2 separate regions of the Homo sapiens genome follow, and region 2 is linked to region 1. A link is a loop called in an ENCODE intact Hi-C map of the cell type or tissue named here. Cell type or tissue: gastrocnemius medialis. All regions are shown on one strand. Links, peaks and the distances in the headings refer to the core of each region. The heading gives the core; the rest is flanking DNA. Region 1 overlaps ARID1B (AT-rich interaction domain 1B). Region 2 overlaps ARID1B (AT-rich interaction domain 1B).

Evidence for each region. Peaks named below come from ENCODE experiments on the same cell type or tissue, not always from the same donor. Only the 100,000 strongest peaks of a DNase experiment are listed, where the experiment ranks them.
Region 2: a loop joins it to region 1, with 2.5 times the contacts of the local background. A loop is called at or near these places in 3 of 110 quality-filtered maps.

Annotation. Positions count from the first base shown.
Region 1 is chr6:156,952,714-156,959,498 of GRCh38, forward strand. All of the region lies in intron 4 of ARID1B (AT-rich interaction domain 1B), which reads left to right. Among named protein-coding and RNA genes, the nearest start is that of MIR4466, 180 kb to the left of the region's middle. RefSeq lists enhancers at 5,362-5,491, 5,512-5,561, 5,702-5,751. In gastrocnemius medialis, for the core only: a CTCF peak has its summit at 972; DNase peaks (open chromatin) are centred at 948 and 3,248; H3K4me3 peaks cover 284 bases; H3K27ac peaks cover 5,000 bases.
Region 2 is chr6:156,825,677-156,832,461 of GRCh38, forward strand. ARID1B (AT-rich interaction domain 1B) reads left to right here. Exons shown (of 20, transcript NM_001374828.1): 2 at 3,551-3,745. Among named protein-coding and RNA genes, the nearest start is that of MIR4466, 49 kb to the left of the region's middle. RefSeq lists an enhancer at 4,180-5,147. In gastrocnemius medialis, for the core only: no CTCF peak of the experiment used is centred there; DNase peaks (open chromatin) are centred at 1,845, 2,315 and 2,835; H3K4me3 peaks cover 346 bases; H3K27ac peaks cover 5,000 bases.

The DNA.
Region 1 (6,785 bases), core at 598-5,597:
CTGTTAGTAAGGGAACTAGACTTTTTTGAGCCTAAAACCATACAAGAGAATTCAACAGAAAGAGAATTTAATGTATATATTCATTCTTGTAAAACAATAATATTGTAGTAAAACTTACATCTGTGTGTTTGCTGGCCAGGCTAGTCATTTATGACTTTCTTCGAGTAAGCGAAAATCCTTGGAGTCTGGCAATTCTTCCTTGTAGGGAATCTTCAAGAAGACTTTAGCTCCAACTTTATTCTTTTGTATTTCATTACCTCTGGGAAAATTACTAGCTGGGCATTTTGTGGCATTCTCAACCTCAACTCTAGGGCTAGTGCTTTTAAAATCTGGTCAACTGCGTAATTGTGAAACAGTACTGTGTCAGCTTTATGCACTTATTATTATTTTTTTAAGACACAAAAACTTACAAATTGGCAAATTGTTTTTCAGTGTTTTCCCCTTCACAGGGCTTTAAAAATATCTTGAGTATGTTGGGGTTAGATTGGGTGGTTGGAAAGCAAAGCTCCAAGTGCTAGAATGGACGGCTGCCCTCTGCAGCTTCAACACAGGGATCCACTCAGCCCCCTTAGCTGACTACTGGTGCTTAAAACGGTTTTTGACAAACGCCAGAGTTTCACAAATATAGAAGTAGCAGTTATAGAGGTGGTTTTGCAAGTCCCTTGGAACATTCATGCAGGTCTGCAGTCACTCTTAATTTGAATGAGAAAGAAGATGGTAGAAACTATTTTTATTTTCTCCTGGGAGCAAGAGAAAAGGAAGGCTAGAACTCTGTACTATGTAATTTTAAAAAAAGAAAAAAATCGGACTCCATTGAGATTCTTTCTTGTTTACTTTTTGTTTTACTCTCTCTGTCTCCTAGTATGTTTGACTAATGTAAGTCTTCCCCCAGGAATATGAGAATATGTGGTACCGTCCGCCTCATAACCTTCCTGGATATTTTTATAATTTATCATCAGCTGACACTGCTTGGGTAGAATATTCTTACCACTCCCTCTGGCTGCTGGAAGTCTGAAATTACATCTTTGTCTTTGAAGTCAGGCATACTGTTAGCGTTGCTATGGTGACAGGGTGGGTAATGGCCTCCGCAGACAGGAGATTGGTATTTAGCGTTTAAACACTGCTGTACACAAGGCCTTGATTTTTAGAGTGGTTACTGAACTATCCCCTTTTAGTAAATGTTTAAAAATTACATTTTTACATGGTCTTACTAGATTAATAGTCATGGTTTATTTCATTTTAACTGCAAGGATAAAAGCATTATTCCATTAAATGGGCAGCTTTTTTTTCTCTTTTGGTTTATGCATTATTAACACAGGCTTTCCTGTTTTGCTTGTAACATTTTATAGGCTTTTTCAAACACGCAGTCAGATTTGCTCTGTTGCTCCTTTATTTTTTGGACTTAGCCCATTATCTGCTTGATCTTGGACAATTTCAGAGGAGACAAAGTTCTAAGGAACTAAGCTTTTAAAATATTAAAAATGAAGTTCTTTTTTTTTTTTAATGTATGAGTGATAATATTGATCAAGATGTCTCTTTGGTTTCAAGTTTCTAGTTAGCCCCTTTCCTGAACTATACCCTCACATGAGATAGTAAAGGAAGGACAGTTTATGGTTCTGGAGAACTGTTGGACATTTTGAAAATGCTTTAGTTGATGTAACTTTCGAAGCAATATGCTCTGACATAGTCAGCCTGTGTGGAATGAGGCCGTTTGCACACACATACATATGATTTTTTTTTATCTGTGAGTATTTTGTCTTTAGAATAAAGATGAATCTTAATAGTTTGTATGGTATATACAAGTCCCTGTCTACCTGATACATAAACTGCTACTAAAACATCATTTTTAATGTCTTGTGATACAGAATTTATTACTTTATGAGGTATTTTATTTGTGGTAATTTAAATTGTTTAGGAAGTTTTTCCTTACATTAGCTCGAACTGTTTTTTTTGTTTGTTTTTTTAAATCCTGGTTCTACTTCTGCCTTCTTAAACCACACAAGGTAAATCTAAATCCTTCTTCTATATGACGGCTGTTCACGTATTTGAAGATAGTTTTCATTTACTAGGATTTCTTCTGGGCTATTAATAGTTACTTTAACTATTTCCCCCACTGTGTGGTCTCAAGTTCCCCTGCACCCTATTCTTAATTCCTTAATGAGCTTCATTTTTGTATAAGCACCTCTAAATGTGATATCCACAACCAAAGGGCAGGCTCCAAAGGCATGGCTGGCGGAGGCCACCTGGCCCGCTTTGTGTTGGACCGTCACGCTGCCGTGTATCGGAGGCGTCAGGGTCTGCAGGGCTTTGCGGCAGCTGCAGCCCACTCTTGCCACTGTGATGGGAGCTGCTCTGAAGGATACGTCTCATCCATCCTGCACCTGAGCTCAAGTGCTCATCGACCCTTCCTGGCTGCTGTTGGACTGGGTCGGGGCTGTTGTTCAAGCTTGCTAACGTGTGTTAGGATCCTGAATCTGGCATCTGTTGTATTTAGTGTAATTCCTACCTTTGTGTCCCCTCTGAATTTGTATCTCATGATAGCTCTTAATACAGAAAGTTAAATAGGCTAAATCCAGAGCTTTCTGACATTCTGGTTATTGCCATTCAACCAGGTGTGATAAACCTAGAGCTACTGTATGTTCCAGGCCATACATTACATATTAACCACAATCCTGTCCTAGAGACTTTATCTGAGGCTAGGTGGGGATCCAGAACAACGCTATAGTCCTTTCTGTATATGTTATAGTGCTGTCTTCCAGAATGACTTATTGTGGATTATATATGACTTCCAATGATGTAACACATATAAAGGCTCTGTAATAATTGAAAGTTATACATAATTTGCTATTGACATAATTTTATCTTTATCAAGTTTTCTACATGAGAGGAGAAAATCTACCTTTTAAGCTAGTTCACCTTGCCACCTGAGTGATACGCCTCAGCTCCTTCCCTGTGTCCAGGAGGAACAGCCAAGATAAACATCAAGAAAAGGTAGGAGAACCTATGCCCATCTCCAGAAGGGCCCTAGAAACAGAGCCTGGATGTCATGGGGTCCAAGGCAGAAGATACTCGCCCTGGACTTGGGATCTTAGAAATGAAGTAGCCCCATTTCAGGGGCCTAAGATTTTAGGGAGGAGGGCTGTTGGTCTCAGAAACCCTATCCTGTTAGGAAGGTTACTGGAGGCCGCTGGTGGTGGAAGCCGCGCCTGTTCTATTTCCTCACCTTCCTGTGTTCATCTGTGTATCTGCCAAGTGCCCTGTGCTTTGCTTTTTACCACCAACTGCTTGACAGCCGTCCAGGACTGCTGGGTTCTGGACATAAGGTCAGATAAAACTGGCCTAGTCTTTTCTAGGGATGTAAACCTTGGGGAAGACATGCACCAGTGGCCTGGTACTGGGGACAAGAGCAGGGCCTCTGCTTCTGTAGTGCACAGGGGCTGCCTCTAGCAGGGGAAGGAGGTGGGAGGCAAGTGGGCCACTCAGAAAAAGACATTCTTTTTTGAATGAGTCCCAGGTACTTTTGTGAGTTCATGGAGGCTGGCCCATAATTTCCACTCGGACTTGTCATAAACTCTCCCTGCTTCTTACCCCCACCCTTCTCTCAGAAGCCAGGACTCAGTGAGTTCTGGGCATGGGAACCTGGGAGGCAGAGCACTTACAAATGAAAATTTGGCAATAAGTTTTATAGACTGGAAAAAAATTGCTTCAGACCAGTGCTGGTAGCAGTGGAGTGGCAGATAGGAAATAGTCCTCTGGAGGTGGCCTCTAGGGACAGCAGCCCTTTCTGTGGTCAGTCCATAGACCCTCTGCTGGGTCACCATGGAGGCTTCTTTAACCAGCCTGCAGTTTCAGCTTGAGTTTGGGGTGAAGGGTGGATGACAGCTTCTTAGTCCACTGATATCTTAATGAGATTTCCATTCAGTGTATTTTGCATCTCCCTCCAAAAGGAAAAATATATGAGTGAATTTTGTTTATAGCATGTGTAGCAGGCAGGATGTTGCAGGGACTTTGGGATATTCTGGATCAGCACTGTCCAGTAGAACTTTCTGCAGTGATGAAAACAGTCCCTATCTGTGTTGTCCAGTATGTCAGCCACTTGCCATATATTGTTATATACCACCTGAAATATGGCTAGCAGAAGGAATTTTGCGTTTTAGTTAAATTTAAACACCCTCATGTGGCTAGTGCCGACCATACTGGACAGTGCAGTTCTAGATTATGGATCCCATATGGTCAGGATCTTATTACAGACTGAATTTGGTGAAAATAACAATGTTAGGTTAAGACTCTCAAATTCTTGGCATGTAAGTTATTGATTTGTAATGTATTCTGAGCTGGCATTTAAAATTACCTCATTTTTACAAGGATACAAGAGATTGAAGGAACAAATATATTTTAGATGTAGAGTTTATCTGTTGCAGGGTTTGGCATGTAGGCCAGGAACCAAGATTCCAGGAGTAAGAATGGCACACTTGGTGAAAGAGTGCTGTGCACTTGGATGCTGATTTACAAGTGACAGAGCCACTGTGTCCCACGTCTTTCTCCTTGCCTGTTTCTCTGGGTTTTCAGTTATCTATGTTTATTGGAAACAGTTATCACAGAGTTGAGTACCTTGAAGATCTCTTGTGGACATCCCCACTTCCTTCCCACATACTCACCAGTACCAGGGTCAGCTTCAGGTAGGAGGATGGCACAGACTCAAGGTCAAGCAGAGGTGTGAGCCACAGAAGCAGAGTAGCAGGCCAAGTTCCAGCATCCTGGCTGCCAGGACCACCGTGCAGGCTTAAGAAGCTGGAGCTTTAGGATATGGAGTGTCCATCACTTGGCATCTTTCTCATAGCCCAGGTGGCATCTGAGAATTAGGTTAGGGTTGATTTGGACCCTATGGTTTGGTAAATCATGTCCCTTGAATGTATACAAATGATGTCTGTTGATATTTAAAATATGTTTCTTTCTGTTTAATTGTAAAGGGGATCAGGAAGTCTTTTCTCCCACGAGTCTCAAATAATTTCATAGTTAGAATCTGGTAATTTCAGGCCAGCCTAGGGCTTTTCATGACTCTCACTTTTTAAGGCTGGTATCCTCATTTGCTGGATGAGTAGGGGTTCTGCTGATGGAGATAATGACACCAGGATACCCATGTGTTGAGTCCATCTTGCTGCCCCTTCCAAGCCCCCCAAACAACTGGAGTTCTGTATTCTGCTAGGGAATCTGTTATGTGGTGTAGCCTTCCTCTTAGACTTAATTCATTCACTTTTTTAGTGCTCTACATGTTTAGAATTTTCATAAGAACTGCATTTTACATTCAGTATAATGTAGTTGGGTAGTTAGAATAATATGTTCCAAGATCTCTGATTCATTTGTCACCCGCCTTGCAAACTCAGCTTTGGCTTGTTGTCCACATCCATCCCACTGCACACGGCAGTCTACCATTTGTAGTCCAATCCATGCCTTCTGGCTCCATTTCCTGACATCAGGAGGTTAAAGACTAACTTGTTTTCTCCTAGTCACAGCTCCACACCTAGGAACAGCTTTTTCACTTTTAAACAGTTTATCTCTGTTCCCCCTACCCCCTTTAAAAAGAAAGAAAAACACTAGGAATGAGTAATACTGATTTCTCAGTATTTGTTTGATTCTGTGGCATACTGTACACTTCAGCAGCAAAAGTAGATGGTTGAGTTATATTGCTAGTTCTTACTCAGTCTATAAACCTAATTCGTTTTATTTATGATGGGAGAAGGAGAATTTATGAATTCATTTTGTTAAGCAATTCTTGAGCCTTTGTAGTGTGCTATTATGATGGATACACTCCTGGTTTGAAGAAATACAGAGTCCCTGAGATCGTGAAGCACTTTTCAGCAAATACATTTTGTTGCAGTATGCATTTACCCATCTTGTTGAAGGGCATTTAAATGTTGTCCAAATGTCTTAAGTATTTCTTTTGAATAATCATTATTTTTAATTATAGTCTGGATTTCTCTTTCCTCTTTTGTGAAATAATCGTCTTCCTCCTTCCTTTTGGAAAAGTCAGTAATCTGGGTAATTTCTGCTAAAAAAAAGCTCTATTAAAACCAAGGGGTGATTGTAGTCCAGTTAATGAAGCAAAGCAAAAAAAGATGAGGCCAGGAATCATACGGAGTTAGTTTACTAATGAAGCAAGGTACTTTTAAAAGGTAAGGAAAAATAAAGGAGCCCCTTTCTTTTCTTTCGATCTGGTCATTACCTGGGATTTTCAGTTAAGTGAAATCATTAACTACTCATATGTGCCTCAACCTAAACACCAAACCCCAAAGACTATTTAATTATCATACTTTGGTTAATAAGATTACAGGAAGGTTATTAAATGAGTCTGTGGGACTTGCCTAGAAAAGATGAAATGCAAAATGAAATGTTTTCCTCTATTGGGAAGACCACTTGGCTTGTGTTCTTTTTAATGGTTGAGCGTAGTATCATTCTGTTTGGGAAGGGTGAGTGTGGGAAAATTATGTACAGTCCTCAGTATCCACAGGGAATTGGTTCTAGGACCCCCACGAGTACCAAAATCGTAGATGCTCAAGTTCCTTAGATAAAGTTAGTAGTTGTAAGTAACCTACCATCCTCCTACATACTTTTTGTATCATCTCTAGATTACTTATAATAACTAATACAATGTAAATGCTTTATGAATAGTTGTTGTACTTTGTTTTTTAATTTGTATTATTTTTACTGCTTTTCCTCCCCCAATTTTTTATCTGCTATTGGTGGAGTCTGCTGACACAGAACCCATGGGTAGGGAGGACCAACCG
Region 2 (6,785 bases), core at 731-5,730, 130 kb before region 1:
CGTTTCCTGTGCCCTGGGCTGTCTAGATTGAATGTGAAGATAGGACTGCCTCAGGGCCCCGTATTGGAAATTCAGCCTGAAATTTGATTTACTCAGCCTCTCCATAGGTCCTTCATTCACTTGGCTGATTTTGAAATCACCAACTCAGCCTTGATTTTCATACTTCCATAAAAAGTTTTACCTTTTTCAAGAAAATCTAGAAAATAATCACATTTTATTTTTATCAGGCATAAATTCTAATTTAAATAATTATGAGAAAATGAATTCTTAGCCCTAGATTTTAGTTTTACTACAAATATATCAACATACATGTTTGTACACTTAATTATGAAGGCGGCTCAGGTTATGTAAAATCAGTATATTGTTTGGGCAAACAAATGTACTGTCGTTTAATTTCTATCATGTTAAGTCCAAACAATGTCTTGGCTGGTGAAAGTAGTAACAGTTTAAAATTGTATCACATGGTGAATTTTGAGCAGAAAAGTTGCTTGTAGGCTGTGGGGCCTGGGGCAAAGCACCCTCTTTCCTCCTGTGTCCTCCACAGAGCTTCATTCAGGTGAGATGGGTTCCTCCTGGCACAGTCCTGTGGATCCCTTGGGACTGAGCTCAGGTATTTCCTATAGGAAGCCTTTGTTAAAGCCCATGGCAGACCCAGTGAGACACCCTCTTCTCACCTTGCCTTGGTGCTTTGTCCCTTCAGGACATCTGCTGTGTTGCACTGTGACCTGTTTAGTCTGTCTCCTTCAGTGAATCTCCAGGACATGGAGGCTCGTTCATCCTTCTGCTTCCAGTGTTGGGCACAACGCACATAGTAGGTGCTTAGTAAATGTGTGGTGAATGGATTCACCAAATCTTTAAAGTGAACACCAGAGTATTGAGGAAGGCAGAGAAGGGGAAGGACCCGTGCAGCCTTGGAGTGGGAGTGCCAGTGGAAGAGAGGACTGGCAGTTCTCGGGGTCTGTGCTCCTGCCTTCCATCTTCACCTCCCCTCCGTCCCTCCTCTTCCAGCCTCAGCCCTCACCTCTGCAGCGAGACTGTCCTTGCCGAGCACAGCAGTGGCCTCCTTGTCAAGTATAGCAGAAGCCTTTACCCTTCACCTGACTGCATTCCTGGGCTGCATTTGGCACACCTGTTTCGTTGCTACACCTGACTCCCTTCCCTCCTGTAAGAGCACACTCTCCAGAGTGTCTACATTTTCTGGCCATTCTTCCAGCTTGTCTGTGGGTTCATTTTCCCTTTTCCCTTAAGCGGTGATATTCTCTAGGATTCTGTTCGCTACCCATTGTTTTCCTTTCATATATTCCTCCTAAATAAAGTTCATGGGTTTTATTGCTTCCTATTGATTAATTCATCAATTAATGTGCTGGGTACACTGTTCAACTTATGCCCTGGAGATATAATAGTGAATAAAATAGAGAAAATCCCTGCCCTCTGGGAGTGGATGTCCTCTCTGCTGACTTCTCTACCTATTTTTCCAGGTCAGGCCTTACTCCCCAAGCTGCAGCTCATTATGTCTCTTCCTTCTGGGCATTTTCACCTGGATTTCATATCAGAGCCTCAAGTTTCCTATGTAAACCACTGAAGGCTCCCACTCCTGGGGATATGGTGATTGGCTTCTCCCTCTGCACACTCCATCTCATTTGGCTGCTGGCTTCCATCACTCATTTGGTCTCCAAATCCTGCCGCATTTCCCTTCTAACTGTGCCTTGGAGCTGGGCTTGCTTCCTCCCACCACTGCTGCCAGTTCAGGACCTCAGCCTCACCTGCCTGCCAGGGCAACCTGACCTGCTTCCAGCTGGGTCAGGTGCCCAAGGGAGCAGTCCTGTGTTCATCTGTCAGAGGCAGCCTGAGCCTGTAGAATGCCCTGCAGGGCTCACCCATGTTCTGGCTTCTGCCTGCTTCAGCATCTTCGTAAATTCGTGCTTCACGTGGATCCAGATGGTTTTTATTTCCTGATACACACCAGGCAGTTCATCTCCCTTGACCCAGTGCCTTGTGCTGTTTCTTCTGCCCTGTGGTACTGTACATGCTGTTCCCTCCCACCTTGGACGTGTTATTCCCCTTTATCCTGGTAATTCTTTTTTTTTTTTTTTTTTTTTTTTTTTTTGAGATGGAGTCTAGCTCTGTCTCTCAGGCTGGAGTGGCACAATCTTGGCTCACTGCAGCCTCCGCCTCCTGGGTTCAAGCGATTCTCCTGCCTCAGCCTCCGGAGTAGCTGGGATTATAGGCGTGCACTACCATGCCCAGCTGATTTTTGTATTTTTAGTAGAGACGGGGTTTCACCATGTTGGTCAGGCTGGTCTCAAATTCCTGACCTCAACTGATCTGCCCGTCTTGGCCTCCCAAAGTGCTGGGATTACAGGCATGAGTCACCATGCCCGGCCTCTTTTTTTTTTTTTTTTTCAAGAGACAGGGTCCCACTGTGTTACCCAGACTGGAGTGGAGTGGTGTGATCATAGCTCACTGCAGCCTCGAACTCCTGGGGTCAAGTGATCTTCTTGCCTTAGCCTGAACAGCTCGGACTATAGGTGCCTGCCACCACGCCTGGCTAAGTTTTTAATTTGTTGTAGAGACAGGGTCTTGTGATGTTGCCAGGATGGTCTTGAATTTACCCTGCTAATTCTTAAGCCTTCCTGAAAGTCCCCATGTACTTACCTCAGTGTGAACGCAGCATCTGGCACACAGTTGGGATCAGTATGTGGTTTTGGAAGGACAGAGGAGGGAAGGAAGGAGCTGCTGGGTGAATGCTGCCTGCTACTGTAGCACCGGGTGAGGGCCTTTCTACCTATTGCTTTGTTCCTTTGACGTCCCAGGACATGAAGGGCTGAGGCTCCACGCCTAGCCCTCCTGTATGACCTCGGCCCTGAAGCCCAGGGCCTGACTCACCAAACCAAAAATAAAATTCAACATCTACTTGTGAACTGGTTGTGTTTGGTAAGATGCTGACTTACATGGGGAGAGGTGCTGTGACTCATAGTCTGAGTGCTCATCCCTACACACTGCTGGTCTCTGAACAAAATCTTTACCCTGGACATATGCATGATCTAAAATCTATCTTTTCACTTTTTAATGAACACTCGGTTGCACTAAGGTTTGATCAAGACTTGCAGACTCAGTTCTAAAATAAAATCATTGTTCTAAGAATACTTTGAAGGCAGAAAATGTTAATCACTCAATACCCTCTGCTCTTATTACTAGTAAGCTAAAAGGAGGTGGGTGAGCTTAACTATCATGCTCTTTTCCTGTACGCATAATAGAATTTTAGATGCAAATGTTTTCTCTCTGCTTATGGTCCAAAATCGTTTTTAGTTTTGTTTAGTCTAGAGCTCTCTTAGTTGTTAAAAACTCCTAAAAGTAAAAAATAAAATTTCTTGTATCCATCTAGGTTTTTTCTTTAATGTCTTGCTGGATGTTTTGTCAGGTCATTGTTTTTAATATTTTTAAAACTTAAGGATAGTTGTGTTATTAATGCATATGTTGACATAACACAAATTTGTGCCTTTGTAATAAAGAATGAATTAATAAACCGACTTCTTTTATGTCTTCACAGGGCAGCCCAATGGATCCAATGGTGATGAAGAGACCTCAGTTGTATGGCATGGGCAGTAACCCTCATTCTCAGCCTCAGCAGAGCAGTCCGTACCCAGGAGGTTCCTATGGCCCTCCAGGCCCACAGCGGTATCCAATTGGCATCCAGGGTCGGACTCCCGGGGCCATGGCCGGAATGCAGTACCCTCAGCAGCAGGTTTGTGCTGGTCCCCCGACCCGCTGCTTTTTTGTAATAGTTTTGTCTTTGCCTTTTGCTGTCCACCTAAGATTGATGTTAAAGAGAATTAGGGGGCATTGCACGGATTTTCTGCTTTAATTTTTATTGTTTCTTTAATCACAGGTATAATTTTTTTTTTCTTTTAAAGATGGAAAGGTGAGCTTCTTAAAGTGGACAGAATACCTGTTTGGTAGAAGGGCAGCAGGACCAGCTGTATTTGATAGGTGCACTGTGTCATAAATTTGCAGCAGGTTATAACAGATGTAAGCTCTGAAGTGAACTTGGCATTCCAACATTTTTGTCAGACTGTGTCAGATTTTGAGCTGTGAATAGACCATCTTAAGGTGAATTTTCAAGTCATTTAAAGGTCTTTTCCATGAGGATGGCATCAAGTTTTTAAAATTGAAAAAAAAAAAGTTTAGTCTCCCAAAGTTATTTTGCTTTCATTTCTTAAATTATTTCTTCTGTACCTTTTGAAAAAGGTTTCTGTATTTCATATAAGAGGATTTGATGTGCATCTGTTTTGTTAGGTCTTGATGGGTTTTGTGTTTTTACTTAAAAAAGACTTTTCCTGTTCTTAAGAGACCCAACATTTTCCTTTTTTTTCTCTGGAATCAAATGGAGTCACCTTAGATGACCATTTACCCTCTAGCAGTGGTAAACCTAGTCTTTTGGATACTTGAAAGAATACCCCTTTATGCTGGCTGGAGGGAGGATGAAATTTGGAAAAGACTAAATTAGATTCAAACTTGTTAGGGTATTTAGTTACTAGGAGCACCAGAAAGGCTTATTTATAAATCGCCATACCGTACCTAAGCCGCCAGGGAGTGGGTCAGGCTGATGCTGCTGCACGTTTTACTGCCCCAGGCTGGGGCGTCCCATGGTGCGGCCGTCGGTAACCCACAACAGGGCTTGACAGTGCTGTCTCAGGAAATGCTTCCATCTGACCAGACATCTTTCGTTGAGGGGCAAAAATTAGATATGACTACTGTTCTCTCTGATGTGGATATGGAGAATGATTGATCATACTTTACATGATACATAGCTGTATATTAACAGTTCATCAGTAGGTTGCTTCTGAGCCTTCTCGTTTATACACTATTCGATCTGTATTGTGATTTATTATTTGTTTCATTATTATTGTTATTAATTTATTATTGAAGTTTATTTTAATTATAATATTGTGTAAGTCTATGTTATAGTAGCATGGCATGGTGGCACCCTCCTGTATTTCCAGCTATTCGGGAGGCTGAAGTGGGAGGATCGCTTGAGCCCAGGAGTTTGAGTCCAGCCTAGGCAATGTATCGAGACCCTAAAAAAAAAAGAAATAAAATAAGTCTTTTATTTATAAAATAAGAAATAAAATGTTGTCTTTCCTCTTTATCTTTGCTCCCACTTGGATGATTTTGTTTATGTTAAGGCCATTATTGGGGAAGATAGAGGTAGCTCAGCCTTTGAATCCTAGTTGCAGATTGAACACCCTTTGCTGTTGTCAGAGACCTCACTTCTCAATTATTGAAGGTTACCCACTCCGAATTCTAGCAGTCAGTTGCATACTTAATTGTACTTTTAATTTTTTCCACATTATTCCTTTTTTTCCAGCAATATTTTGCTGCCTAGAGTAGAAATCTTTAGTTGTGGCTGCTAATTGTGAGAAGGAAATAATTTGTAAATGATGAAAAGTAAGGTGGAAGAGTTGCGATTTTCTCTCCTTCATTTTAGTTTTAGAGCAGCTTCACCATTAGTTGAGAGGAAGACAGCCCAGGCAGCTGGCTGCTCAAGTCCCCATCGCACTCTGTTGCTGATTTTATGTGGGAGCTAATAGTTGTGGATGGTGCTTTGGCCACAGGAAGAGAGCAGAGGTGGGAAGGTAGTAAGAAGTAGTGGGACCGGCAGAGAGAAGTGGATGCTCGCTGCTCTTGGGCTCCCCACTTTGCTTTTCAGCATGTTTCCCTGATGTGAGATTAAAAAGTCAGTTTCAAAAGATGCTGTTCACGGCAAGCAGCCGGATCTCCCTGGTCTCTGAAGGAGTTAAGTCTCACTAGAAGTTCTAGATGTTGGCTTAGTTTCCAGTCCCAAAGTGGGAGTCAAACAAATGGAGAGGGTGTGTGAAGAATGATTACCTAGGAAATGTTTTTAATTATTTTCTTTTCTAAATGTGTAAAGCTAAAAGTAGAGGACATACACAGATATATAGAGTAATCTCAATTTTCTTAGCTTCTTCCATTTATTTAATCCCTGTGACTCTTATACACTTTTTAAATCCAATGACTCTTAGATTTATTTGAAGGGACAAATTGATGTAGGTTGCCCATCAAGTATTTCAGCAAATTTTTAATTAAGATTTTAGATTGGATATTTTACTGCTAACCAAAAGAAATACCCAATTCTAATTAAGCACAGATCTTTCTGATAATGAAAGGAAAATAGTATATCTGGTAAGAAATTGAATATCCTGGCTGCAGAAGTGTGGAAACTTTCATAATGAGTTAATCAAAGTCATGGGTCTAAATAATCTGTATTGCCTTTTTACCTTTTCATTTAGTTAAATACAGCTTTGAAATATAGTATCTTGTTTTAAAATTTAAAAGGCTAAAAATAACAGAATGCACTTTTGAATGTGTATAACATTTTAAAGAAGACATACAGCTTTTATAATACCAAGGTCATGTGAACAGTTCTTAATTTTTGAAATGGAAAAAAATAGTGAAGATTTAGAGCAAAGGTTATTAGAGCATATACATTCATTTTGTTAGCTTGAGTCTGTGTTCTTTGGGGAGGAATTTTCAGTGAATTGCTTTGTTTCTGCATTTTGGATAATTATAAATTTGTTCACAAACAGGGTCCTGGCACTGTGATTGGCTGCTGGTCCCATCCATCTTCCCCTAGGATTAATGTAATTGGCTAAGCATTGTTGTAGTTGTGGCTAATAATGTTCTTCAGGGAAAAAGTTGAAAGATAATTATGACATTGAGTATTTATTGAGTGGACATCACCACCTAGGCATGACTTTGCTTTG